Linked DNA regions of Homo sapiens: region 2 is linked to region 1. Evidence: read pairs that join two places in POLR2A ChIA-PET (ENCODE). Cell type or tissue: Panc1. All regions are shown on one strand. Links, peaks and the distances in the headings refer to the core of each region. The heading gives the core; the rest is flanking DNA.

Region 1 (14,993 bases), core at 5,103-13,102:
TATATATGCCACATTTTCTTAATCCAGTCTATCATTGTTGGACATTTGTGTTGGTTCCAAGTCTTTGCTATTGTGAATAGTGCTGCAATAAACATACGTGTGCATGTGTCTTTATAGCAGCATGATTTATAATCCTTTGGGTATATACCCAGTAATGGGATGGCTGGGTCAAACGGTATTTCTAGTTCTAGATCCCTGAGGAATTGCCACACTGACTTCCACAATGGTTGAACTAGTTTACAGTCCCACCAACAGTGTAAAAGTGTTCCTATTTCTCCACATCCTCTCCAGCACCTGTTGTTTCCTGACTTTTTAATGATTGCCATTCTAACTGGTGTGAGTTGGTATCTCATTGTGGTTTTGATTTGCATTTCTCTGATGGCCAGTGATGATGAGCATTTTTTCATGTGTCTTTTGGCTGCATAAATGTCTTCTTTTGAGAAGTGTCTGTTCATATCCTTCACCCACTTGTTGATGGGGTTGTTTGTTTTTCTCTTGTAAGTTTGTTTGAGTTCTTTGTAGATTCTGGATATTAGCCCTTTGTCAGATGAGAAGTTTCAGAAATTTTCTCCCATTCTGTAGGTTGCCTGTTCACTCTGATGGTAGTTTCTTTTGCTGTGCAGAAGCTCTTTACTTTAATGAGATCCCATTTGTCAATTTTGGCTTTTGTTGCCATTGCTTTTGGTGTTTTAGACATGAAGTCCTTGGCCATGCCTATGTCCTGAATGGTATTGCCTAGGTTTTCTTCTAGGATTTTTATGGTTTTAGGTCTAAATTAAGTCTTTAATCTATCTTGAATTAATTTTTGTATAAGGTGTAAGGAAGGGATCCAGTTTCAGCTTTCTACATATGGCTAGCCAGTTTTCCCAGCACCATTTATTAAATAGGGAATCGTTTCCCCGTTTCTTGTTTTTGTCAGGTTTGTCAAAGATCAGATAGTTGTAGATATGCGGCGTTATTTCTGAGGGCTCTGTTCTGTTCCATTGGCCTATATCTCTGTTTTGGTACCAGTACCATGCTGTTTTGGTGACTGTAGCCTTGTATAGTTTGAAGTCAGGTAGCGTGATGCCTCCAGCTTTGTTCTTTGGCTTAGGATTGACTTGGCAATGCAGGCTCTTTTTTGGTTCCATATGAACTTTAAAGTAGTTTTTTCCAATTCTGTGAAGAAAGTCTTTGGTAGCTTGATGGGGATGGCATTGAATCTATAAATTACCCTGGGCAGTATGGCCATTTTCACGATATTGATTCTTCCTACCCATGAGCATGGAATGTTCTTCCATTTGTTTGTATCCTCTTTTATTTCCTTGAGCAGTGGTTTGTAGTTCTCCTTGAAGAGGTCTTTCACATCCCTTGTATGTTGGATTCCTAGGTATTTTATTCTCTTTGAAGCAATTGTGAATGAGAGTTCACTCATGATTTGGCTCTCTGTTTGTCTGTTATTGGTATATAAGAATGCTCTCTTTTGTTCTTTGTTAGTCTTGCTAGCGGTCTATCAATTTTGTTGATCTTTTCGAAAAACCAGTTACTGGATTCATTGATTTTTTGAAGGGTTTTTTGTGTCTCTATCTCCTTCAGTTCTGCTCTGGTCTTATTTATTTCTTGCCTTCTGCTGGCTTTTGAATGTGTTTGCTCTTGCTTCTCTAGTTCTTTTAATTGTGACGTTAGGGTGTCAATTTTAGATCTTTCCTACTTTCTCTTGTGGGCATTTAGTGCTATAAATTTCCCTCTACACACTGCTTTGAATGTGTCCCAGAGATTCTGGTATGTTGTGTCTTTGTTCTCATTGGTTTCAAAGAACATCTTTACTTCTGCCTTCATTTCGTTATGTACCCAGTAGTCATTCAGGAGCAGGTTGTTCAGTTTCCATGTAGTTGAGCAGTTTTGAGTGAGTTTCTTAATCCTGAGTTCTAGTTTGATTCCACTGTGGTCTGAGAGACAGTTTGTTATAATTTGTATTCTTTTACATTTTCTGAGGAGAGCTTTATTTCCAACTATGTGGTCAATTTTGGAATAAGTGCAGTGTGGTGCTAAGAAGAACGTATGTTCTGTTGATTTGGGGTGGAGAGTTCTGTAGATGTGTATTAGGTCCGCTTGGTGCAGAGCTGAGTTGAATTCCTGGATATCCTTGTTAACTTTCTGTCTCGTTGGTCTGTCTAATGTTGACAGTGGGGTGTTAAAGTCTCCCATTATTGTTGTGTGGGAGTCTGAGTCTCTTTGTAGGTCACTCAGGGCTTGCTTTATGAATCTGGGTGCTCCTGTATTGGTTGCATATATATTTAGGATAGTTAGCTCTTCTTGTTGAATTGATCCCTTTACCATTATGTAATGGCCTTCTTTGTCTCTTTTGATCTTTGTTGGTTTAAAGTCTGTTTTACCAGAGACTAGGATTGAAACCCCTGCCTTTTTTTGTTTTCCATTTGCTTGGTAGATCTTCCTCCATCCCTTTATTTTGAGCCTATGTGTGACTCTGCACGTGAGATGGGTTTCCTGAATACAGCACACTGATGGGTCTTGACTCTTTATCCAATTTGCCAGTCCGTGTCTTTTAATTGGAGCATTTAGCCCATTTACATTTAAGGTTAATATTGTTATGTGTGAATTTGATCCTGTCATTCTCTCAACATTTGCTTGTCTGTAAAGGATTTTATTTCTCCTTCACTTATGAAGCTTAGTTTGGCTGGATATGAAATTCTGGGTTGAAAATTCTTTTCTTTAAGAATGTTGAATATTGGCCTCCACTCTCTTCTGGCGTGTAGAGTTTCTGCCGAGAGATCAGCTGTTGGTCTGATGGGCTTCCCTTTGTGGGTAACCTGACCTTTCTCTCTAGCTGCCATTAACATTTTTTCCTTCATTTCAACTTTGGTGAATCTGACAATTATGTGTCTTGGAGTTGCTCTTTTCGAGGAGTATCTTTGTGGCATTCTCTGTGTTTCCTGAATTTGAATGTTGGCCTGCCTTGCTAGATTGGGGAAGTTCTCCTGGATAATATCCTGCAGAGTGTTTTCCAACTTGGTTCCATTCTTCCCGTCACTTTCAGGTACACCAATCAGACGTAGATTTGGTCTTTTCACATAGTCCCATATTTCTTGGAGGCTTTGTTCGTTTCTTTTTATTCTTTTTTCTCTAAACTTCTCTTCCCGCTTCATTTCATTGATTTGATCTTCCATCACTGATACCCTTTCTTCCAGTTGATCGAATCGGCTACTGAGGCTTGTGCATCCGTCACGTAGTTCTCGTGCCTTGGTTTTCAGCTCCATCAGGTCCTTTAAGGACTTCTCTGCATTAGTTATTCTAGTTAGCCGTTCGTCGAATTTTTTTCAAGGTTTTTAACTTCTTTGCCATGGGTTCGAACTTCCTCCTTTAGCTTGGATAGTTTGATTGTCTGAAGTCTTCTTCTCTCAGCTCGTCAAAGTCATTCTCTGTCCAGCTTTGTTCCGTTGCTGGTGAGGAGCTGCATTCCTTTGGAGGAGGAGAGGTGCTCTGATTTTTAGAATTTTCAGTATTTTTGCTCTGTTTCTTCCCCATCTTTGTGGTTTTGTCTACCTTTGGTCTTTGATGATGGTGATGTACAGATGGGTTTTTGGTGTGGATGTCCTTTCTGTTTGTTAGTTTTCCTTCTAACAGTCAGGACCCTCAGCTGCAGGTCTATTGGAGTTTGCTGGAGGTCCACTCCAGACCATGTTTGCCTGGGTATCAGCAGCGGAGGCTGCAGAACAACGAATATTGGTGAACAGCAGATGTTGCTGCCTGATCGTTCCTCTGGAAGTTTTGTCTCAGAGGGGTACCCGGCCATGTGAGGTGTCAGTCTGCCCCTACTGGGGGGTGCCTCCCAGTTAGGCTATTCGGGGGTCAGGGACCCACTTGAGGAGGCAGTCTGTCTGTTCTCAGATCTCAAGCTGTGTGCTGGGAGAACCACTGCTCTCTTCCAAGCTGTCAGACAGGGACATTTAAGTCTGCAGAGGTTTCTGCTGCCTTTTGTTCGGCTATGCCCTGCCTGCAGAGGTGGAGTCTACAGAGGAAGGCAGGCCTCCTTGAGCTGCAGTGGGCTCCACCCAGTTCGAGCTTCCCAGCTGCTTTTTTTACCTGCTCAAGCCTCCGCAATGGCGGGCACCCCTCCCCCAGCCTCGCTGCCACCTTGCAGTTTGATCTCAGACTGCTGTGCTAGCAATGAGCGAGGCTCCATGGGCATAGGACCCGCTGAGCCAGGCGCGGGATATAGTCTCCTGGTGTGCTGTTTGCTAAGACCATCGGAAAAGCGCAGTATTAGGGTGGGAGTGACCCAATTTTCCAGGTGCTGTCTGTCACCCCTTTCCTTGGCTAGGAAAGGGAATTCCCTGACCCCTTGTGCTTCCTGGGTGAGGCGATGCCTCGCCCTGCTTTGGCTCATGCTCGGTGCGCTGCACCCACTGTCCTGCACCCACTGTCTGACAATCCCCAGTGAGATGAACCCAGTACCTCAGTTGGAAATGCAGAAATCACCCGTTTTCTGCGTCGCTCAAGCTGGGAGCTGTAGACTGGAGCTGTTCCTATTTGGCCATCTTGGAACCGCCCGATTGTGATTTAAAATGAGAACGAGATGGTCCCTTTGGTTCCTGGTCCCTGTAACTGTTGCAATTGAAGGGGCATAAGCTTATTAGCCTTTTGAGGTTTTTTTTGCTCTAGAGTCTTCTCAAAATGCTTAGCTAGGTTGGGCACGATGGCTCACGCCTGTAATCCCAGCACTTTGGAAGGCCAAGGTGGGAGGATCACGAGGTCAGGAGATCAAGACCATCCTGGCTAAGATGGTGAAATCCCATCTCTACTAAAAATACACAGATTAGCTGGGCATGGTGGCACACGCCTGTAGTCGCAGCTACTCGGGAGGCTGAGGCAAGAGAATTGCTTGAACCTGGGAGGCAGAGGTTGCAGTGAGCCGAGATTGCGCCACTACACTCTAGCCTGGGTGACAGAGCAAGACTCCACCTCAAAAAAAAAAAAAAAAAAAAAAAAAGTTCAGCTAAGGCCACCAATTCAGTCACATCTCTAACTTCCCATTGCAACTTATGTTTTTTAGTTAAACTGCTAAGTTCAGGATGGAGTCCATTTATAAGTAAAGCAGTTAATGCTGTTTCAGCCCCTGCAGGGAATACTCCTTGCTGTACTTTGAGCCCAGGATGTTTCACAAATATTTCTAAGCGACTTCTGTAATCTGAAACTGGTTCATCTTTTCTTTTCTTTTTTTTTTGCTTACAAGATTGTATGATGGACCAATTTTTTGTGGAAAAATTTTAGGAACTGAATGTTAAAAGGTTTTCAGCGATTTTTCTAGCTATTTTTGGTCCTTCTTGTGAGGAGCTCTTAGAGGGCCCTTTAAAATGTCCTCCTCAGGTTTGTCCCATTCTGCTGCTGCCATCCATTTCTGAGCTTCACCAGCCCCCAGTATCATATGAATAAATTGGTAAATTCATGAAGTCCTGGATCGTAAGCTCCTATTAGGATTCTAAATTCCTCAGTAAATTTTTGAGACTTTTCCCTTGGACCAGGGAAGTCCTTCACAATGGGGCTAAGCTCAGTTTTAGACCATGGAGTGAAAGTAGTTACAGCAGGCAGGCCTGGCTGATATAAGGTCTCACTTTGTAAGACATCTGTCTAACTTCCTTTTTTTTTTTTTTTTTTTTTTAAATCATCTTCAGGGTGAAAGTGTAATTTAACAAAAAGTTTAGTGGACTCAGAGTATGTAGGTAGAGATGGACAAAGAAGGAACAGTCCGAGTTAGATCAGTCAAAGTACAGTCCTCTTTCTTCATGTCCTTGGTCTGTTGCTTAAGCTTTTCATTTGGTTTTTGCAAAGAATCTTTTAAGGAGGCACTTTTTGATTCACTTAGTCTTTTGGAGGCCTTTGCGTATCCATGAGACAATACATCCCACTGTATTTGTGGGGGCTTTGATCCCCTTTTTCTAATATGCCTTGCAAACAATTTTATCCAAATTAAAACTTCTCCATTGTGGCCATTTTAATTCTAAGTTTTCTTTAGTGAGGTTAACCCATTTTACTGAAAATGCACATGTTCTGGGCCCATAATTTTTATACGTAAAATTAGCTGGAGTCCCTGAAGATGGAGTCCCAGACTCCTTGGATTGAGATGATCCCATTATTAAATAAGGTACTTATCAGAGGTCTGAGGCCTCTAACTGAATCCAATCCAGTTAATTATCAAATCCAATTTGATCTTGGATCCAGTCCAGGCTAAGTATTGCTTGAGTAAACTCGGAGAGCTCAAAACACAAGTTAGTGGAGCTCGGAATCTGAGAGAAAACTCACCCATGACCTCCAGTTACAATCAAGAGACCAGTGAGAGCAACGGCCTCAGTGGGTACCTCACCAGGTCACCTGGTGTTCCAGGGGGTTGCCAGAGTTTTTCTTCAAATCCCACTTCTGACACCAGATCTGTTAAAAGAAAACTTCAGACAAGTTAAATTTGATGGAGTTTAATTAAGCAAGGAAAATAAACACTTTGCAAATCAGGCAGCCTCCAGAATTGAATGCAGTTTGAACACTTAGCAGTCTATTAGTGCTTGAAGTATGGCCACTGGGATTGGCCAACACTCAGCTATTATTACAGATGCATACTACTCAGGTTTTCCATTTTGTCTGCCTATTGTGCTAGGTTATGGTTTGTCCACAAGAACACAAATATAGAAGTATGGAGTCCTTCTCAGGCCATATTTAGTTTGCTTTAACAATACTTAAAAAAAAAATTTGTAAAATAAGGATACTTAACCTTACTCGGTGTTTCTGAGAGTTAACATTTATATAGTTATGCTGTAGTGAAAACAGCTAGCGTAATGTCTGGTATGTATAGGAACACAAGAGATACCGCTTTTCCCATATCCCCATACCATTCTTCACAGCATTGCTCCTGTCTTCCTTGATTCCTCCTCCTCCTTCTTTGTTTTTTTTTTGTTTGTTTGTTTGTTTTTTTTTGGAGGTGGAGTCTCACTCTGTTGCCCAGGCTGGAGTGCAGTGGTGTGATCTCAGCTTACTGCAACCTCTGCCTCCTGGGTTCAAGTGATTCTCCTGCCTCAGCCTCCTGAATAGCTGGGATTACAGGCACACACCAACACACTCAGCTAATTTTTGTATTTTTAGTAGGGATGGGGTTTCACCATGTTGGCCAGGCTGGTCTTGAACTCCTGACCTCAGGTGATTCACCCACCTCAGCCTCCCAAAGTGCTGGGATTACAGGTGTGAGCCACCACACCCTGCCTCCTTCTTAAGAAGTTTCCAGTCCCTTGTAATTAAAGGAATTAATATTTTTTAACTACTTAGAATCAGACTGGCCCTGATTATTAGTAAGCAACTAATAGTAAGCAAGCAACTATGTATGCAACTATGAGTGTATGTTAAGATATGGTTGTTGGTAACCTTTCATTCTCTTCAGGAAGAAGAAGAGGGTGGAGCTCTACAGTCAATGTGTACATTTAAATTCTGTTCCCTTTCGAGCTTTTTTGCTACTTTCATTCTTCTGGGGATCCAGGTGCTTGAGTTGGGATTGATTAACTTCCTTAATTTCCACCCCTGTGCTGTCAGGATCGGGAGACATAGATGAAGGTGTTCTAAACTGCTAGAAATTTTGTTTTTGAAAGCAAAAGTTTGCATGCATTTTTGTTTTCAACTTTTACTTACAGTGAATAGTAGTTAATAAAATAAGTCCCTGCCTTTTCTCTCTTTGGTTTCAATTCCTGAGACCAGGATCATAGCCCACATATTAGAGTGGAGTCCCACTGCTTTGGTTTGAATCATGCCTTTGTTTCTTATGTCAGTGTGACTTTGGGCAAGTTATTTAAGTCTTTGCACCACATTTTCCTCATCTGTAAAATGAGGATAATACTAGTACTTTCTACATGGGATTGTTAGCAGGATTAAATGAGATAGCACATACTGTAACCATGTCTGGCACATAGTCAATGGTTAGTAAATGTGAACTATTGTGTGACATTGTGGTTAGTCACGTATGGGGCTGTGTTTCCTTTAGTATATTGCTCTTTTAATGTCATTTCCTTTGTACTGTTACCCTCTCTGATCTTTCTTCCATATTCATTTTTCTTTCAGTGAGGTCTGCCAGTCTTTAGTGAAACACAGCTCTGGAATAAAAGGAAGTTTACCACTACAAAAACTACATCTGGTTTCACGAAGCATTTATCATTCACATCATCCTACCTTAAAGCTTCAACGACCCCAATTAAGGACATCCTTTCAGCAGTTCTCTTCTCTGACAAACCTTCCTTTACGTAAACTGAAATTCTCTCCAATTAAATATGGCTACCAGCCTCGCAGGAATTTTTGGCCAGCAAGATTAGCTACGAGACTCTTAAAACTTCGCTATCTCATACTAGGATCGGCTGTTGGGGGTGGCTACACAGCCAAAAAGGTGAACTTGACATTCCTCCTGGTTTTCCAATTATTATATCATGATTAAGTTTCTATAGCATAAATCATTTTTGTGTAGTGGAATACAATTGGATGTTTAAACATTTATTTTGTGTCTCTACCATGGACTAGATTGTTTTAATGATGCTAATAGGAAGATGCCTTTAGAATCTTAGTTATAATTACAGGAAATTAAAATGGCCTAGTGGAAGGAGCACAGGGCTGGGAATAGGAACACCTAGGTTTGATTTTGAGCTTAGACATTTAGTAGCACAGATGTGAAAGTCAGGTGGCATTCTCACACAAGCACTTCTTGGCAGGTCTGGGACCAGAGGCAAGGCGTCCTGTCTCCCAGTCTGTCTTCCTTCTACCCCACAGTAATATTTAGGGCAAAATTATGAAACCTGTTTGAAATAGGAGTATATTCTGAATTTTTACATTTTCCATATTTAACAGAGGAGTGTTAACTTGTTTTATATGCTTGTTTGCTGAGACCACTTAATTTTGTTTCTTAAAAGTTTTGAACATAATACATTATTCTTAGTAGATTAATGTGTTTTAATTAAATAATTTTTCTTTACATGTTTATTTGGCATGCAGAGCATCTGATTGACACACTTTCTTGTCTTTTAGACTTTTGATCAGTGGAAAGATATGATACCGGACCTTAGTGAATATAAATGGATTGTGCCTGACATTGTGTGGGAAATTGATGAGTATATCGATTTTGGTTTGTATCATGAACATTAAAATACTTTTTTTGGTCATCTCGAGGAAAGAGAAATAGTTTATTGAGATAGTTTCTTAACTTATGAACCTAATATATCACGGTTTTATTTTAATGATATAAGTAATAGAATATCAATGAAAAAATCTGTATAAAAGAAATACCCAGTAGCCCATAATTTTACCACAGCTGCCACTAACTGTTTGGAGCATTTTCTTTTAATTATACTTACTATATGTGGTTAGTATCTTTTTAACTTATCGATTGAGACAGGATCTTGCTCTGTCACTCAGGCTGAAGTGCGGTCTTGGAATCATAACTCACTGCAGCCCTGAACTGGCTAAAGTAGTCCTTCCGACTCTGCCTCCCAAGTAGCCGGGACTACATGTGTGTGCCACCATGCCCGACTGATTTTTTAATTTCTTGTAGAGATGAAGTCTCACTATGTTGCCCAGGCTAGTCTCAAATTCCTTAGCTCAAACCTCTCACCTCAGCCTCTCAAAGCACTGAGATTACAAGTGTGAGCCACTATGCCTGGCTTGAGTTTTTTTCTTTTAATTTTTTTCTTTTCATGAATACTACCACAGAATAGTATTTTAGTTCCCTTTTTAAAAATTATGTAATCATGGTGAATATTCACTTTGGTATTTTGTCTTTTGCTACCTAACATATTTTGTCAGCATTTCCATGCTGCCAAGTAGCCTTTCTATTAATAATATCATTTTCTGCATTATGTAATGTTGCCCAGAGCATATTTATTGTGACCCACCTAGCTAGCTCCTTTTGATTGGATACCTTGGTTATCTCTACCTTTTGTAGCCAAGTTCTTTAAAAGTCTGTTAGTATCCAGGGTAATTTCTTTTCTTAGTTGGCCACTGCCCTCCCTTTTTCAATAGGTGGATGAGAAAAAAGTATATTGGATCGCTATGATTGCCAGTAATTCATGGTGATCTTTAAGAAATATATTTTCATCAAATTTTTTTAAAACCTTTGTCAGATTTCTTAGTTTAGGTGTATGTGGAGGTGGAATTAATCTATACTTGCACTTATTCACAGAATTTATAAAGATAAAACTGTTCTATGTTGACGAATCCATTTGCAAAAAAAGCACACTTTCAAATTGTTCTTCTAATATTAATGAGGAGAGCTTTCAAATTGATGTATTTGCCAGTACCACAGCGTAGTGGCTGAGAGCCTGTATTCTGGAGCTGGACTGCCTGGGCTGGAACCCGGGCTCCTCCACTTCCTTGCTGTGTACCTTAGTTTCTCATCTGTAAATGGTGTTGATAATAGTAGCTGTTTTGTAGGGTTGTCATGAGGATTAAACAAGTTAATACTTTAGCCCTTTATAAGAATAGTATCTGACATATTTTCTTAGTTTCATACTCTATATGTTTTGATCTTTTCCAGAGAAAATTAGAAAAGCCCTTCCTAGTTCAGAAGACCTTGTAAAGTTAGCACCAGACTTTGACAAGATTGTTGAAAGCCTTAGCTTATTGAAGGACTTTTTTACCTCAGGTAAGGAAGAAGCTGTTTGATCTAATTTAAAAATTTAAGAACCATGGAGGAAAAATACATGGATTATTTGTTTATTCCCATTTTTTTAAAATTAAAATATTTAGTACCAATGAAAAACAGGACATTTTTTAAAAAGATAAACACAAAGTTTTGTTACACAATGGTTTTAATCTTTGTGTAGCCCAGTAAAATGACAGTTCCTAAGCACTTAAACATACTTGGCTTTTAGTGAGGGGAAAAAATGTATCACTTGTTCTTGACAAGTAGATGAGACTTCCTATGTATTTGCTTTTCATAAGTGGTTGGACCAATTTGGTGGTTTTAAAACAAATTTAAGTATGATAGACCATAATGAGTAGCATTTATTAAGTTTAATCCTGGCATATTTGCCCAATTATTGCCCTATCGTAATATGAAATCTGAGATCTCAGACATCTTTGTTTGCTCATTTCTGTTAAATTTTACATTTCTATTTCCCCTTTTGCTGATTTTTCACAGGTCACAAATTGGTTAGTGAAGTCATAGGAGCTTCTGACCTACTTCTCTTGTTAGGTGTGTAAACAGACATTTTTGCTGACCTTAACATGCCTTTTAAATGCTTCTAATAAACTAGTTGCAAATAAAATTGCAGACCAAATTTATAATGCTGCTTATGCTGAATTTTAAAACCCCAGAACTATATTAGGCAAACTCATTATCCTTTAGGTGGAAATAATAAAATAATTATTTTGTGATAACACTAAAATTCTTAAATATGTATGTGTATTATAAGATTAAAGCTATTAAAAGAAAATTTACTTAGCAAAAATATTTTCTTGAAATAGATCTAATTGTTTTTGATAATTGAAATGAAAAGTAATTTTAGTTTGTCTCATCTGCCCTGTCATGGTTGACATTTAAATTTGTTTTCCGGCCGGGCGCGGTGGCTCATGCCTGTAATCCCAGCATTTTGGGAGGCCAAGGCAGGCGGATCATGAGGTCAGGAGATCGAGACCATCCTGGCTAACACGGTGAAACCCCATCTCTACTAAAAATACAAAAAATTTGCCGGGCGTGGTGGCACACGCCTGTAGTCCTAGCTACTCGGGAGGCTGAGGCAGGAGAATTGCTTGAACCCAGGAGGCGGAGGTTGCAGTGAGCCAAGATCGCGCCACTGCACTCCAGCCTGGGCGACAGAGGGAGACTCTGCCCCCCACCCCCAAAAAAAAAAAGAAAAGAAAAAAAAATTGTTTTCCTGCTATACATGGTCTGTAATGCCAGTGGTATGTGGCTGAACTGTAAGTACTCTCATGTAAAATAATCCTTACCAAAGATTGTCTTATTTTTTTATTGTAATTTTCAGTTATATATTTTTAATTGTTAGGTTAAACATATGCTGCGATTGCTATAGTTAGTTTTTTTTTTATTTTCTGCACAGGTTATCAGTCATGTTCCTTAAAATAAGAATAAAGGCGATTTGATTCTTTGAATCTGAGTTGCTCTAAAAATCCATTCACCTTTTCATTGACTCGATGTAATTTGAAATTCAGCTTAGGCTGTTGACATCACTGGAGAATGTAAAGGGTTGCATATTTATCTTTAAGGTTCTCCGGAAGAAACGGCGTTTAGAGCAACAGATCGTGGATCTGAAAGTGACAAGCATTTTAGAAAGGTAAGTGTAAAAGAGAATTGTTCATGTAGGTAGTCTTGAAAGATTTTTTAAAGTTTTTACTTCTTTGGAAGATTTTAAAATGATAACATCTGAGAAGCAAATACAAAAACATCCAAGTAGAGATATCGTTACTAATCTTAGTGCAAAGTACAAGGTATTACGTGGCAGTTCTGGAAATATAATTGAGAAGCCCATTTCTTTCACATATGTCCAGTGAAGCATTAGTTTCGAGGGTTGTCCCCAAGAAAGAGTTGTGTTGTTAAGTGTGTGGGGGGAGAAAGGCTCGTTTAGACAAGGCAAGCGGACTTCTTTTCTTTCCCTAGGACCTCTCATACTGTAATATACTCATGCGCATTGTGAATTTCCAAGGAGTCAAAGCATACAGTGTTTTCCCAAATTATTTATCAACAGAACCCTTTTGCTCATGGAACGTCGTATAGGGACTAGATTTCACTTTGGGGAAACTAGAAAGGGAATAGGAATTGGGTTATTAGGAAATAAATCAATTCCCTGATATTGATAGTTAACAAAGTTATGTATGGGGTTATTTATGGTATGTTATTTTCAACACATATTCATTAACAAAATCCATATGAAAGTTATAGGAGAATTGCTGAGGTAGAATAACATACTTTGTTTGTATTTATAATACTCATATATTTACCTGACGTTTTCTGAGTCTTCACTTTTTTCATTCTTTTGGAATTGGTAAAATAACTGATTCCTTGAAAGTTTTTTTCTAAATAATACCTAGATAATAGATTTATAGAAAAAATATTGTATGAATGTTTTAACATTCATGTAATATGGAACATGTAATTTTTATACTGGAGGTTATTATAGTTTTAATACATCAAAGAAATAATGTTTATTTTGGAAGCAGAAAGAAGAAATAATTTCTATGAATAGGTTTTCATCTCTTTCCTTGTTCTTCAACTTTGAACTTTTTATATTCCAAATTTTAATTATATTTCAAAAGATTTTTTTCTTTTGCCTTTTAATTTTATCTTTTGGAGAAAAATGTATGTCAAAATGTATGTACGTGTATTTGTCTTTTGATTTGATCTTTTTTGACCCTCTTTTGCATTGACATTATTTTAACCAAAGGACACTCTTGATTGTTCATGCTACTGGGGGAAAAAAAAATAAGTAGAAATTAGCCTAATAGTTGTGGCTTATTTTGAGTGAAGGCCTTAGCCCTTAAGGCAATTAAATTTACTGTGGAGAGAAGAGCTAATCTAATGGGGAGAAGGAGCCTTTGTTACAGGTGTGGTAGTGTGGTTCTTTGAGTGACAAGATTTCTGTTTGCCAGATTGGTTAGGAGAAGTCTGTGTGTCTGCTTTCTCTCTTATGGCCTAGGATCACTGTGGTGAATGAAAAACCTGTCTCAGGGCCTGACTCAGATAATTCCCTTAAAACCCGGCTAAGGTCATAGATGAATAATCAGTAATTGAACAGAAGCTCTGCAATAGAAAAGAAGCCAGATAATTATTTTTGGAAATTTAATTATATTTACAGATTTTATTTTATACAGTAGACATGGAATTAAATTTATTACATTATGTTCTAATTTACTCTTTGCTTGTTTTGATTTGCTTGTTTGACAATACATGTCCTTGTAAACTATTTCCTTTTAACTTTTTCTCAATTTATGGTGCTTATTTTCCCCATTAAAGACTTACCAATTTTTTTTTTAACTATTTGTTACACATACTGAATCTAGAGTTGTAATTAAGCTACTTTCATTACTGGTTAAGTCAAATTATAGCAAATGCTACTATAAAAATTTACTATCCAAAAATGTGTCTCAAGCCCCAACTGATGGTTTCAAATTCTGTTATTAATAATATGCAGCATTGTGTTTGCAAAGCTTGGCTGTTACTTGTGATGCTTGAGAATGATGAGTCACTCAGCTAAACTGAGTGATTTTGAGACTTGTGTACAAATTGATGGTTGAATGTAAGCATGCAAAGAGAGACCTTAGCTTAGCAGTACCCTTTTTGAAATCACTCTGACATCAAGTTTGAAAATGTGGGCAATAATCAGAGGTGGTAAGGTGGCCAGGCTTTAGCTGAATACTTTTTTAACTGGTTCAGTCTGAGGGCTGAAAGCCCCAGATTTAAACAGTATTTAGAATTTGAAGCAGTCAAGTATTAGTTTAATGGTTGTCAGGTTTGTAACAAAGTTTCTGGCTAGACTTCTACTAGAAATGTAAAAGTGCATGTGAATCAGCTTTTTAAAAAAGTAATAATAATTGAAAAACATTTCTACAACTAGAACTAAAGAAAAGATTTGTCCTTTCTAATAGGAAAACACATCTGGAGAAGTGCTGGCAACTAGCAGAACAGTTAGGACCATTCAGAATCAACTGAAGTGAAAGTGACGGGGAGCTGAGGGGAACACAGATAGTTTGACTTCAGTCAGACAGAATAAACATGATGAACCGATAACCTGTGATTCCCAGCCTGGGGTTACTACTGGAGTTTTAGGTGTCCTGGAAAGTTATAATACCGGTCTTCAAAAAGTCTACAGAAAGCATAGATTTCCACATAATGCTGCACAGGCTAACGAATTAATCAAGTTTCTTTGGTTTGGCCTGGATTTATATCCATTCAGTTTGTGGACACTACTGAATTATTTATGTCATGTTGATCAAAAGTTCTGATATGATTTGATTAATGAAACATT
Region 2 (14,993 bases), core at 4,757-12,756, 630 kb after region 1:
CATGGCAAAACCCTGTCTCTACTAAAAAACAAAACAAAAAAAATTAGCCATGTGTGGTGGCACGTGCCTGTAATCCCAGCAACTCGGGAGGCTGAAGCAGGCGAACTGCTTTCACCCAGGAGGCAGAGATTGCAATGAGCCGAGAATAGGCCTATATCTGTTAAAGAAATTGAATAATTGAATTCACAATTAATAATCTTCCAAAACAGTAAGCACCAAGTCCAGGTGAGTTCACCGGTGAATTCTAACAAGCATTTTAAAAGGAAATTTTACCAATTCTTCACAATCTCTTTCAGAAGATAGAAGCAGAGGGAAAACTTCCTAACTCATTCTATGAGGCCAGCGTCACCCTAATACTAAAACCAGACAAAGATATTGCAAGAAAAGAAAACTACAGACCAATATCTCTCTTAAACACAGATGTAAACGTGCTCAAAAAAATATCAAATGAAATCCAACAATGTGTAAATTATACACCATGACCAAGTGTAATTTATCCAAGGTATGCAAGTCAGAGTCAACGTTCAAAAATCAGTTAATGTAAATGTAATATAAATGTAATGTAAAACCTATCACATCAACAGACTAAAGAAGAAAAATCACATGGTCATCTCAATAAATGCAGAAAAACAAGTTAACAAAATTGAATGCCCACTTATGGTTAAAAAAAAAAAAACGCTCAGTGAACTAGGAATAGAGGAGAACTTCCTCAACTTGATAAAGAATATCTACAAGAAACCTATAGTGAACGTCACACTTACTGGTGAGAGACTCAGAGCTTTTTTCCCACTAAGATCAGGAGCAAGGCAAGGATGTTTCCTCTCACCATGCCTTTCAACATTGTACTGAAAGTCCTAGCTAATACAACAAGACAAGAAAAGGAAATAAAAGCTATACAGATTGGAAAGGAATAAGTAAAACTGTCTTTGTTCACAGATGACATGATTGGCTATCTAGAAAATCCAAAAGAATCAACCAAATACTGTTGGATCTAATAAGCAATTATAGCAAGGTTGCAGGATATAAGGTTAATATATAAAAGTCAATTACTTTCCTATACACCAGCAATAAACAAGTGGAATTTGAAATTAAAAACACAATACCATTTATACCAGCACACCCAAAAGATGACAAGCTTTATTCGAGAAAAGCTACAAAACGCTGATGAAAGAAATCAAAGAACTAAATAAATGAAGGATATTCTATGTTCATAGATACAAAGACTCAATTATTGTCAAGATGTCAGTTCTTCCCAGTTGCTCTGTCGATTTCATACAATGTCAATCCCAGCAAGTCACTCTGTGTAAATCAACAAACTGATTCTAAAATTTATGTGGAGAGGCAGAAGACCCAGAATAGCCAATACAGTATTGAAAGAGAAAAACAAAGTTGGATGACTGTCACTACCATTTGCACATACAGCAAAGTGAATCTGGACACACACTCAACTGGACATGCACATACAACAAAGTGAATCTGGAAACACACTCAACTGGACATGCACATACAAAAAAGTGAATCTAGATACACACTTTACACCGTCCACAAGAAGTAACACAGTGGACCACAGACCTAAACATAAGATGTAAAACTGGGAAACTCCTAGAATAACATAGGAGAAAATGGAGATGCCTGGGTTTCACAATGACCTTTAGATACAAGACCAAAGCGACTATCCGTGAAAGAAAGAACTGATAAGGTAGGCTTCATTAAAATTGAGCATTTCTGCTCCATGAAAGACACTGTCATGAGAATGAGAAGGGAAGGTACACACTGAGAAAAAAACATTTGCAAAAGACGTTATCTGTTAAGGAACTGGTGTTCAAAATTTACAAAGAACTCTTAAAACTCAACAATAAGAAAAAGAAACCTGGCTGGCACGGTGGCTCACACCTGTAATCCCAGCACTTTGCAGGCTGAGGTGGGCGGATCACCTGAGGTCAGGGGTTCGAGACCAGCTTGGCCAACACTGTGAAACCCCATCGCTACGAAAAATACAAGATTAGTCAGGTGTGGTGGTGGCTGCCTGTAATCCCAGCTACTAAGGAGGCTGAGGCAGGAGAATCACTTGAACCCAGGAGGCACAGGTTGCAGTGAGCCGAGATTGCGCCATTGCACTCCAGCCTGGGCGACAAGAGTGAGACTCCGTCTCAAAAAAAAAAGAAAGAAAGAAAAAGAAAAAAAGAAACCTGATTAAAAAATAGACGAAGACCTTAACAGACACCTCAGCAAAGAAGATACACAGATGACAAAGCATATGAAAAGATGCTCCACATCATATCATCATATGTCATCAGGGAAATGCAAATAAAATCAACAATGGGATACCATTACACGTCTGTTAGAATGGCCGAAATCCAGAACACTGACTGCACCAAATGCTGGCAAGGGTATGGAGCAGCAGAAGCTCTCATACATTGGTGGTGGGAATACAAACTGGTACAACCACTTCCAAAGACTTTAGCAGTTTCAAAAAAAGTAAATATACTCTTACCATATAATCTAGCAGTCATGATCTCTGAAATTTCTCCAAAGGAGTTGAAAACTTATGTCCATACAGAAACTTGCATACAGATGTTTATAGCAGCTTTATTCATAATTGCCAAAACCTAGAAACAAACAAATGTCCTGCAGGAAGTGAAAAGACAAACCGTGGTATTAATACATCTGGACAATGGAATGCTATTCAATGCTTAAAAAAAAAAAAGAGCTAACAAGCATGAAAAGGCATGGAGGAACTTACATGCATATTATTAAGTAAAAGAAAGTAATCTAGCCTGGATGTGGTGGCTCATGTCTGTAATCCCAGCACTTTGGAGGCCAAGGTGGGTGGGGAGGTCACCTGAGGTCAGGAGTTCGAGACCTGCCTGGCCAACATGGGGAAACCCCGTCTCTACTAAAAATACAAAAATTAGCCTGGCATGGTGGCACATGCCTGTAATCCCATCTACTTGGGACTTGGGAGGCTGAGGCAGGAGAATCACCTGAACCCGGGGGGTGGGGGGCAGAGGTTGCAGTGAACCGAAATGGTGCCACTGTACCCCAGCCTGGGTGACAGAACAAGATTCCATCTCAAAAAAAAAAAAAAAGAAAAAAAGAAAAAAGAAAGAAAAGAAGCTAACCTTAAGCTACATACTTTATGATTCCAACTATATGACATCTGGAAAAGGCAAAACTATGGAGACAGCAAAAAGACCAATGGCTGCCAGGAGTTAGTGGGGAGGGAGGCATGAACAGGTGGAGCACAGAGGATTTTTAAGACAGTGAAACTACTCGGTATGAACTGTAATAGAGACACATGTTATCATACATTCGTCCGAAGCCACGAAATGGACGACTAAAGTCCAAAAGTGAACCCTAATGTAAACTATGGACTCTGGGTGATAATGATGTGTCAATATAGGGTTATCAATTGTAACAAATGTATTTAATACCACTCTGGTGGGGAATATTGATCGTGGGGGAGGCTATGCATGTGTTGAGGCAGGAAGTATATAGGAAATTGCTGTACCTTCTGTTCAATTTTGCAGTGAGCCTAAAACTGCTGTAAAAATTAGAGGTTTTTGTGTTTTTGTTTTTGTTTTTTTAAAGCTTGAATCTGGGCAGCCCTCTAAATATAACTACCATTTTACAAAAAATCTAGAGGGCAGAGGAATTGTAATCATGTAAACAAACCATACAGGTGCATTCAGCAAAATCTATACTGTGGTTAACTCTATAGGACAAGTGACCCAGTTTCTTCAAAACAATAATAACAAACAAGCAAACAAAAATGCAAGAAAAAACATTGACGGAGGAACCTATAGGGAGGTCTTAAGGGACTTATCCACCAGTTAAAATATGGGAACCTCTTTTGGGTCTCAATTCAAATAAAGAAAACTAATTTTTCTTAATGTATAAGAAAATCTTGGAAATATGAACAGTGACTGAATGGTCAATGATATTAAGGAATTATTGAATTACTGTTAAAATATTTTAAGTGGCCTAATGATCTTACGGTTAGTGTTTTCTGGAGACTCTCTGTCTTATTGAAATAAAGAATAAAGTCTGGGCGTGGTGGTTCACACCTGTAATCCCAGCACTTTGGGAAGCCAAGGTAGGAAAATTGCTTGAGGCCAGGGGTTCAAGACCAGCCTGGGCAACATAGCAAGACTTCATCTCTACAAAAAATTAAAAAGTTATCTGGGCATCATGGCACATTCCTATAGTCCCAGCTGCTTGGGAGGCTGAGGTGGGAGGATCACTTGAGCCCAGGAGTTTGAGGCTGTGGTGAGCTATGATGGTGCCACTGCATTCTAGCCAGGCACAGAGTGAGGCCAGCTCAAAAGATAAGTAAATAAATAGAAAATAAAGTATATGTACATATGATGTCTGGGATTTGATCTAGAATAATTCAGGGTGTGAAGGGGATGGTGATGGTCATGAGTTGGTAATTAATAAAGCTAGGTAATGGGAATTCCTGGAAATGTATTCTAATATTCTTTTTACTCTCACACAGTTGAAGTATTCTACAATGGAAGGACAAAAAAAGGAAAAAGAAAAGAAAAGAAAACCCAATCAAGTCTGTGGGTTTGAGATATGGGTCCCTGAGAAAGGATTCTGTCCAGGTGGGACTGGGACATGCCATGTCCCATGGGAAGATTTGGGGAAAGTTACTTAGCTCTCTTTGCCTCTATTTTCTCATCTGTAAAATGGGGGTTGGATAACAGTGCATTCCTCACAGGGCTGCTGTGAATACCCAATGACTAAATAAATGTAAATCAGATATAACAGGGCCTTGCGCGTCATGGTAAGTGCCATATAACATTTGCTATTAAAGCATATCAAGCACCCTGAAGTACCCTATTGCATCAACCCAAACTAAATCTCTACAGAACCCCACAGCTCAGACATCACCTCAGTTAAGCCTCCTGATAGCCCTTGGAGATAAACCTTCTTCTTACTCTCATTAGGCAGATAGGGAACCTGAGACATAGTCCATGGACATGCAGCTAGTTAGTGGCCAAACCTGCACCAGGGTTAGATCTCCTGACTCCATCCCAAGCCCTTTGGAGGCACCAACGCCGCCCTTTAGGGGATGAGTCAGCAGCTGAAATTAGATCTTTAGCTTTGTGTGATCAAAAACTTCATTTTGTCTCTTTGCCTGTTGTGACCAGCACCCCATCCCTGGGTAGGGGATGGTAACCAGACTCAAATGGAGCTAATAGGTGTCTCTTAGTCCCAGTCTGGGCAAGAGGATGGCACAGGGCCTAGGCAACCCTTTGCCCTAGAGTTTGGCCCCAGTCAGGCCTCCCTCCTGTGGCCAAGGAGTTTGTCGCAGCTAAACACTGGGTGGGCCTGAGCGTGGGGCTGCTGGTGGGGGCTAAGGAAGTAAAACAGACAGGAGCCACTCCAAGGCTGTAGCTCAGGATAGAGGTCTCCTCCAGTCTCCAGGGAGCCAAAATGCAAGTCTAGGATTTCAAAACTAGCCTCCCACAAAGGGAGAAGTCCTTGGGCTGCAATAGCATTGTTCTTGTTTGCAATTTCCTTTCCAGGAATAGGCTTAGGGGGCTCTGGGATAGTTGAATGTAAAATAATAACAATGATGAAACCTGTGATTTGTTGAATGCTACACACTGCGTGAAGCACAAAGGACATTTTTCTCACTCAGACATTCCTTATTCACAATATACTGTGAAGTAGGCGTTTGTTTTTATTCAAACAACACAGAAGTTTAGAAAATAAGTCATGAAAGTCTCCCTCCACCATCACCATCACCAGACCTGCCCTCCAGAGGTAGCCATTGTTTACAATCCTTCTGTATTCTTCCTGACATTTGTCTAATTTAATCAACGTTATATATACACACCCACTCGTGTGTGTGCATATGTATACACATACACACAGTTTGTTTGTTTTTATAAAAGTAGGATTATACCTGATTCAGCAACTTGCTTTTTCCATGTATGCATCTTTTCCCAATCCTATGCATATAAATATATGAGACTACAAGGAAATCTGAAATAAGCAAAGAAGATTACAGGGTTTCTCCAAGAGAAAACTATTTATTGTTGAGAGCAGACCCTCTGGATTATCTGATTCCAGCCTTTGGGCTAGTTTACTGCTCTGTAAGTTTTAGGGAAGAGAGGACACACAGTGACCCTGAATTGTGGACCCGCAAATGAGCTCCATCCACCCTCCTACACGGGGCAAAAGCCAGATCATTGTGACCACTTGAAAATCAACATTCCATAACCATAAACACATCTGTTCTTTGGATTCTTCTTTGAATCAGTTGTAACATCGCTGGTTCACTCATTCACAATGATAACGTGCTCATTTTTATCTATTTTAGAATCACGATTTCTAACTTGTTTTAAAACCATTTTTTAACAACACGCATTATTTTCTCTTTGTATAGATGGTGAAATCCAGACTTTGAAAGACTGAGCAAATTGCCCACAGCAACACTGTTGATAAATAGCAGAGTTTGGATTCAAGCGCAGGTCTGCAATCCTGCTTGCGCAAATTTCAAAGGAACGGATACTGGGTATCTTCCAGGTACTAGACCAAACATTTAGTGTATGTTAATTTGTTTAACCCTCCCCTCAACCTATGAAGTGAGTGTTAGCCCCACCCTTATAGAAAAGGCAACTGTGCCCAGAGCGGTGGAGGACTGCGCTCCAGGATGCAACCAAAGCCGGGTGCACAGCAGCCGGCATGGCGCCAAAACTGAAGCCCTGAGCTGCTCTGCGGTGCTACCCTTTGTCCCTCCAGACTCTCTTTTCCTTCATCTGTTTGTCAGTAAACCGAAGCCACCACAGTTTGTCATTTGGATGATTTTCGGTAAGGTAACATTGCCCAGAAACTTTGGTTCCTGGTTTTGAAAGGAGCCAGAGGGAGCGTATGCATTTCCCAGGGGTGCCATAACAAACTACCATGCACTGGGCGGCTTAAACAACAGACACGTGTGCTCTCATGTGTTGGAGGTTAGAAGACCAAAGTCAAGGTGTTGGCAGGGCCGTGCTCCCTCGGAAAGCTCCGGGAGAGAATCCTTCCTTGCCTCTTCTAGTTTCTGGGGTTTGCTGGCAATCTCTGACATTCCTTGGTTTACAGATGCACTACTCCAGCCCTCCCTCTTCCCGTGGCATATCTGCTGTGTGTCCCTGGGTGTCTTCATGTCATCCTCTTTCTGTGTCTGCTTGTCTCTGTGTTTATATTTCCCCTGTTCTAAGGACACCAGTCATATTGAAGCAGGCCCCATCTAAGGGCCTAATTTTAACTTGGTTAAATCTGCAAAGACCCTATATCCAAATTAGGTCACATGCCGAGCTCCCAGGGGTTAGGACTTCAATGAATCCTTTCGGGGGTTGAGAGAGTAACACAGTTCAACCCGTATCAGGCAGCATATTGAAGTTTAGCCTCTACCAAGATGAGCTCTAAGCATGCCAGTCTCACAATCAGCTCTGTGGAGAAGGGGCCCTGTGGCCTCACAAATTTGGAAAAATCCTTCATGTTAGATGCCCTGGTGGTAATTCACAGGTATCATGAGCATGGTGACATGCTGGAAAGGACTGCGGCAAAGAAACCTGTTGACTCGAAGTTGGCATTTCCCAAACTTATTTGAGCATGGGAGCTGCGGGGGTGATGTGGTGGTGGCGGTGGTTTGAACAGTGTTCTGTGGAACACACTTGGGGAAACTCACATAACCAGAGCATGACTTTGAAGCCAGGAAGGCGTAGACTGGCATCGTGACTCTGCTATTAACCGAATATGTGACCTTGGGCCATGAATTTCCCTCTCTGAGTCTCGATTTCCTCATTTCTACAATAGGAATGAAAATTTCTAATCAATTACTGAGGGATAAGTTCACTGCTAAAACAAACAAACCCCAAAAAGCATAATGGCTGGGAAACAATAGAGTATAAGTTCATTTTCTTGCTCAGGACAGGGCAGAGAACATGCTGTCCGGGCAGTCTTTCTCCACACAGTCATTCAAAACCCCAAGGCGAGAGATGCTCTGCCATTTTAAGTTTGTAGCTTCCAAGGTCATGGTGGGGTTGCCCCTGTTCCATCCAGGCGGAAGGGTTGGAGCTTGGAGACTGCTTCCTGGGAAGTTTCTAGTGGGAGGCTCTGGAGTGGGGCAACCCACTGCACTGCTCACATTCCACTGGGCAGAACCCGATCCTAGGGCTGGACTTAACTGTAAGGGGGTGGGAAAATTAGCAGCTATTTCCTTGCAGGAACTCAACCCTAAAAGAAGGAGAAGTACACCCTTGCAGTGGACACCTAGCCCTCTTCTAGTTTCTTATAGTTTATTCTACTTTGCAGGTGTGTTCTGAGGGTTAAATGAGGCTTTTGACATAGGCAGCATCCTTAGTATCACACACAACTAAATACAGGGCCAACAGTTTGAAAATGGAAAAAGATATGAATGGGAAGCGCCTTGAAGGATGAAATAGGAGCCAGGCCCTGGTGCACAATACAAGTGTGGGCCCCCCCGCGCCTTTCTTACCCAGGCAACCTGATGGCCCCGGTCTGGTGTGTGGTAGGAAAAGGGGAGTGAAATCCTCAGGGTGCCATTCAACCTCAGCAGCTTCTTCCCATGCTTCCTTTCCAGCCAGATGGAGAAGCTGCAGCTCCAGACTCTTGACAGCCGCACAACTTCCAAGGCAGTGGCCCCGCGGGCTGCAAACCCCACCTTCCTGCAGTTGCAGAGCCAGCTAAGAGGTGGGCAGCATGCCAGGCCCCATCAGCAGCCCCTGGAGCACACACCAATTGCAGATGCTCAGGAGACTCGGGGGAAGGAACGGGGTTTTCACCAGAACACCACAGGCAGGACCTCCCAGCAAAGGCCTCCAGATGCTGTGAAAACCTAAGGCTCGTCCTCCTCCTGGCTTCCCAGGTTACCCAGCCACAACACACAGGTGAGAACCATCTCAAGACCTCCCCACTTTTGGGCTCCCTTACCCTGACTCATCGGTCGTCAAGGGACCAAAAGGGGTCAGTAGAGCAAGGCCCCTGCCTTCAAAGAATGCATGCATTTTTTACCTTCATATTAATTATTGAAAAAACCGTACCTCAAATCACACCCCCAACCTCTCAGCATGAACAAGCTCCAGCAGACTTCTCCCAGCAGCCCCTCCCGCCTTTCTCTGCATGTAGGTCGGCTTTTCAGAGCTGCCATCAATGTGGACATAAAGCCCTGCTTTCCACACTCCTCCCTCCGCTTTGTATACACTTTCCCATGCATCTGGGTCAGCCTGGAGCTGAGTATTTCACAGGGCAGCAAAATATACAGAGGCATATTTTGTTTTAGAATCTTAATACCCAGAACATCTGGGTAATACTCAGACAACTGGACAGATTCTTGCTGATGCTGCAAGTCTCCAAATACGGTCCCTTGCAGAGAGAAAATGCTGTATTTTGCATCTGTACCTAGGCACATGGGTTTTCTCAAGCATAGTGGACTTTGGAGTGTGACAGTTAGTGATTTCTCCCCGGGAAGTGGCATGACCTGTAGGAGTTACTGTTGGCTGCAGCTGCTGGTGCAGCCCAAATTATTTATTGGTTTTGATTCGTGCACCGTTCCCTGCGTAAATTAAAATGTGACATTATTACACCCTCCGAGAGCCCATCGGCGACCTTGAGCACTCTCCCCCCACTCTGCAGCCATTATTCAGCATAATTTGACTGGTTTCAGGCAAGTTGGGAGGGTGGGAAGGGATGGGTGGGGGCAGGGGAAGGCAGAGTCCAAATTAGAAACAGATTTAAAGAGCATTTGCAGGGAATTAGGCAGTGGGCCAGGCGCGCTTGCTGGCAGCATGTGTAACCCCTCTTTAGGGACTGTCAGCTCCTCCCAGGTTTCCACAGCGGATGTTTCCCGGCCGGAGCACAGCTGGGTTTCAGTTGTCAAACCCACAGCCAAGACATCTGAGAAGCGGGTGGAGCATCCATGTGCACGCATGTGTCTGCACCCGGCCATATGCACACACACTCGACCCTGAGGATACTCCCAGCACAGCTCCACACATCCACACCCAAGACGGCACACTCAGGACATAGAAGGATACAGGGGCGCACAGAGAGAATCAGGACAGACACACTTACACAGGTGCACACGCAGACTCCACTTGTGCCCTGCTGACACTTTCTAAGAGGGATTCCAGAGCAGATTTCCTAATCCATCCTCCCTCCCTCCACCTCAAGTCGGGCTGTGTGACATGAGTTAGCCCCTCGACCTCTCTGAACCTCTGTGTCCTTAACTGTTAAGAGTGAATAATGGCAGCTGCAACCGTCAAAATGGGATAATGAAGAAACATGGTGTACACTCTGCAGCTTTGTTCGGATGTGGGACAGGGCGAGCAGGATGGTGGCCGTGATCGTGAGGAAGACAGTGGTGGTGATGGTGAGGAAGACAGCAAACCTTTGGCTCATGGCCTTTCTGGAGGGGACATAAAGCACTTTGCAGTCGTGCTGCTTACTATGATGAAAAGAATGAGAGACACCCATATGGGGAGAGCAGGGCAGAGAAGGAGCAAGGCACCCTTTCCCCAGGGCCCCTGTGGTGGGGTGGGGGACAGCAGTCAGCACCAGCCTGCACAGCTCTGGGCACCTTGCTGCACAGGAAGCCTGACGCTGAGGCCTGGTCAGCTGGCCGCCCAGGAGGCCTTGGGCTGGACTGACGTGGCACTGAGGCTGCAACTACTCTCCTAGCTCTGCTCCGCCACTGCCCCTTGTTGCCCTGCCATTCCTGTCACAGTCCCTCACAGGAGCTCGGCCTTCACCCCACTCTGGGTGAGGAGTAGCTCCTCCTCCTTCTCCTCCAAGCTTCCCTCCAGCCATCCGAATTCCCAGAGTCCCACCCCTCCCTAAGTCCCTCCAGCCTTCAGATGGATCCAAAAGAACCCTTTCCTGGGAATCTACCGTGCACAAATGAGCCCTTGTTCTGGGTGCTGTGGGGAGGGGGAGGGGGGACCGGTGGTCAGAGACCAGTTGGATGTTGCCCCTGCCCCGGGGACATTCACAAGCCAGTGAAGGGATGAGCACGAAACCCCATGGGGACCCGGTCAGAAGATGCCAGGAGAGGGCACAAGCACCGGGTAGACTTTGGGAGGTCCAAGGCCAGGAAAGCATGTCCTACTGTGCAGATCAAGGCGCTCTGCACCAAGTGACCTGTCATGGAGAGGAACGGAATGGGTGGCACCAGCACCCGAAACACACTGCTACATGGGGCTGGCCCATGGATAGCCGCGCACCTCAGAGTGAGCAGTGCCAGAAGCCAGGTAGATTGGGGGTGGAGGGCTGGGGGAGAGACATGAGGCAGGAAGCAGTTAGGCACCAAAGCAGGAGTTTCTAGACCTTCGGTCAACAAAAATTCAAGGAGCACCTGCTTGCGCTAAGTGCTGGAAATGCAGTGATGCGTAAAACACAGAGCCCGCTTCGTGGAACTTAGCATCAAGAGAGAACACTTGACATGCAGACAGGCAATGCCAGTGTCGTGGGATGCGTGCTCCCCAGGAAATGGGCTAGGCATGTGGCACTGGGGGCACAGAGGGACCATCTAATTCAAACAGGAAAAGGGGAGGCTTCTGGAAGATGTGGACAAGAACCCAGGCTGTACGGGGAGCTCAGGAGAGCTGCCAGGTAAAGGGTAAGTGGCGGTGAAGGAGAGAGATGAGACTTAAGAGGTAAACAAGGGTCAGGCCATCCTGACAGGTCTCCCCTGGCTCACTCACTCTCACTCACATCTTCCATTCCGCAAATGGTACGAGCAACCATTTCACAGGTCCTGTGCTGGGTGCAGAGACTGCAACGGTGAGCAAAGCAGACATGGGTGGGTTGGACAAAGGTTGTAACTGGGAATGGAGAGAAACCGGTGGATTTGAGAGCTCACAAATCAACTGTATTTGGGCGATGGTGGTGACAGAGAGGAAATGATTTCAGATGATTCTCAGGTTTCTAGGTGGGTGCCTGGTTGGAAAAGGTGCCCCTTCCTGAGGAGGAAACACAGAAATGGCAGCATGTTGAGGGACCTAGGGGACATGCTGACAATGATGAGTCTGCATTGGTCTTGCTTGTTTGCAGGGCTGGGACAGGGGCTAGGTGGAAACTGATGGCCATCCAGATGAGAGCAGATCCCCAGATGAAGATACAGGGAGCAGTGGCAAGAAGGTGGCAAGAGATTGGCTGCCCAAACCCCAGTTAAGAGGAGTAGGGGTTAGGAAAGAATTCCAGCCCGAGCTGGGGATCTAGAGTGCTGAAGGCAAAAAGCCAGCCTATTCCAGGTGCCTCAGGTACCAGGATTGTGACAACAAAACAATGCCAGCCCCTTCTTGCTGGTGGACTGGTCAGGCCCAGCTGCAAAAACCCTCTGTCTGGATGAAGCTTGCACAGCGGAACACCACCAGCACCTACACGGCATATTCTCCTGTACGTTAGGCTTCCCCCACCACCACCACTAGATCCCACACAGCACTTGGCACAGGGTTGGTCAGATAGTAAGTGCTCAATTAATACTCTCCTGGGAGCAGATAGACTTTCAGCCAAAAGCAGGAGACTCCAGTGATGAATGCAGCATTAGACCCTTACTGGGCCCTCACTGAGTTGCCTTTGAATTGAATTGGAGCTGCTGGTCTCCTTTAACCACATTAGGAGAAAGCCCCATTTATTAAATACCTTCTCCCCGCCCTCCATAAAGATGGCAGTCTTCAGTGACAACCTTTAGTCTCTAGAGTTTAGGTCAGAGACTTCAGCTTACACTCTTTGAAACCCCAGGCATTTGACCTACAACTGGATTCCCTAAAATACTGCCATGTTGATGAAGTCCAGGCTGACTGTTTAAAATAAATACTCACATTCAGGCTGAAATTGAAGTCCGGGAACAAATGAGAACAGATAATCAATCAGAGATGGAAAGAAAGCATTTTCTGTGCTAACGTGGACCCCCTTGGGAGGGGCCTCATTTGAACAGGGAAGTTTCAGAAGCGTATACCAAAGAAAGACTATTTAATCAGCGAAGAGGACAACGTGGAAGGCAAACCTAGAGTGACTGGGTCATGATTTTTCCTGCTGAAAAGCAGGTGGATGCTCATAACATGGGGTAGATCTCATACAACAGGACAGAAAGGCTATGCGTGGCCAGCTGCAGGAGTGCCCTACTCAGAAGCACAGTCTCCTCCCCTGCACATCACGGTGCGTGTCCTGCACTGGCACCTCAGAGCCGCCACCCCTGCCATTCACTATGGCACAAGGCACAGCGTCAGGGCTCCTCCTTCAATCCCAGGGCCATCCTTACCCAGCAAGGCTCAGCTCGGCTGGTCTTCTAAGGCTGGCAACGAGGTAACTGAGAGGGAAGTGACTTGCCCCAGATCTCCAGTTTAATGGTGGCAAAGCTGAGATAAGAACCCTGGTCTCTGAGTCCAGCTCTGATGCTGCTCCCCATTTGTGCTGTGAAGAGGAACTGCAAGCAAACTCAAGCTCATCCATCTATGTTTCTCTCCAAACAGAAAATTCTTTATTCCTTGTCATCATCTCTATCACTCTCCAAGGAATAGATCTATCTTGAGTCATGATTAGGATGTATTTTGTGTATACAGAAAGAATATTAGAGAAACGACAATAGACAGAGGCGTGGATTCCACGGCATAAATACTTCACACTTCTGGTTAACTGCAAGTCAAATTTTGGCCTTGTTCAATTTATTTTAAGATAAAAACTAATCTTGTAAGCCAGACGAGGTGGCTCACACCTGTAATCCCAACACTTTGGGAAGCCAAGGCAGGCGAATCATTTGAGGTCAAGAGTCCAAGACCAGCCTGACTGACATGGTGAAACCCGGTCTCTACTAAAAATACAAAAAAAATTAGCGGGGCTTGGTCGTGCATGCCTGTAGCCACAGTTACTCGGGAGGCTGAGGCAGGAGAATCGCTTGAACCTGGGAGGCGGAGGTTACAGTGAGCCGAGATCACACCACCGCACTCCAGCCTGGGCAACAGAGCAAGATTCTGTCTCAAAAAAAAAAAAAAATATATATATATATATATATATATAATTTTTGTAATACATACCCTATTAAATGTATCACTGATTATTTTATTTTTAAAAATAAAAAAAATTAAGTATCACATAATTGGATTCACAAATAGATTTGCATTAAAATATTCAACTTAATATTTTCCATTTCAAAAACAATAAAGTAAATGGAAAAAGTATCTTAAAAAGAATCACAAAAATATCTCTTTATCTCTTTTCAGATGCTGGGTCTGGGACGGCTCCACTGGAACCTGAGATGACCTGAGGGTGTCCCAGTGATATAACATATGAGGAAAGCAGAAACAACTAAGAAATAGACTCTGAATGTGGCAGATTCTAGAACTGAGGTGAGCAGCCAGGACTTGCCTGACATGCCCACTGGGAGTACGGTGCTAGCAGCCTGAGAACAGAGCCCAGCCGCCACGCCACCAGGATGGGAGTGGGCCCGGCGGACTTCCTGCCTTTTGGTCAGACAGACTGCCTTCCTGAATTACTAGGTCCAGGAAGTGTGGTGACGGGGTGGGGGCGGGTGGAGAGGTTGCACGTGTCACTTACCACCCCCATACGGCCCTCTTCCTGACTGTCGCCTCCCTTCCTCGCTTACAGACCAGTTACTTAATCTGCCACATGACGAGATGGTATCTGGGATCTCTAACGGCTCTGAAATCCCACAATTCTATAACTGGTCTTAGACACAAGACCAGTAAGAGATAGGCGAACCCCGGCCCCGCCCCGCAGTTTGCTCCATGTGATACACAGTTCACACTGAGTGCTAGCAGTAGGGGAAGAAACAGTAGCTGCTCTGTGTTGAGCACTGAGCCTGCACTGAGCAAGGTGATGCGTGTTTCTAGGCATCGTCACATTCTGTGCCCATGTGGGTGCTCCTAGCACCAGTCAGAAGATAGAGCTTAAACAGGTGGAGTAAGTTGCCCAAAGGCCAGCCCCAGTTTCCCTGAATCTCATCATGCTGGACACTGGAC

Evidence for each region. Peaks named below come from ENCODE experiments on the same cell type or tissue, not always from the same donor. Only the 100,000 strongest peaks of a DNase experiment are listed, where the experiment ranks them.
Region 2: POLR2A ChIA-PET joins it to region 1 with 10 read pairs; 2 of 35 experiments call an interaction of 5 or more read pairs at or near these places.

The regions. Positions count from the first base shown.
Region 1 is chr3:193,606,632-193,621,624 of GRCh38, forward strand. It overlaps OPA1 (OPA1 mitochondrial dynamin like GTPase), which reads left to right. Exons shown (of 31, transcript NM_130837.3): 2 at 8,092-8,410; 3 at 9,043-9,139; 4 at 10,547-10,654; 5 at 11,153-11,206; 6 at 12,238-12,305. OPA1-AS1 (OPA1 antisense RNA 1) reads right to left here. Exons shown (of 3, transcript NR_046634.1): 2 at 12,970-13,055; 3 at 11,968-12,279. Among named protein-coding and RNA genes, the nearest start is that of OPA1-AS1, 13 kb to the right of the region's middle. In Panc1, for the core only: no CTCF peak of the experiment used is centred there; no DNase peak of the experiment used is centred there.
Region 2 is chr3:194,240,997-194,255,989 of GRCh38, forward strand. It overlaps LINC02036 (long intergenic non-protein coding RNA 2036), which reads right to left and starts at 9,157. Exons shown (of 3, transcript NR_125403.1): 1 at 9,060-9,157. LINC02037 (long intergenic non-protein coding RNA 2037) reads left to right here and starts at 6,652. Exons shown (of 4, transcript NR_125402.1): 1 at 6,652-6,825; 2 at 8,600-8,906; 3 at 14,235-14,360. RefSeq lists a silencer at 14,744-14,793. In Panc1, for the core only: no CTCF peak of the experiment used is centred there; no DNase peak of the experiment used is centred there.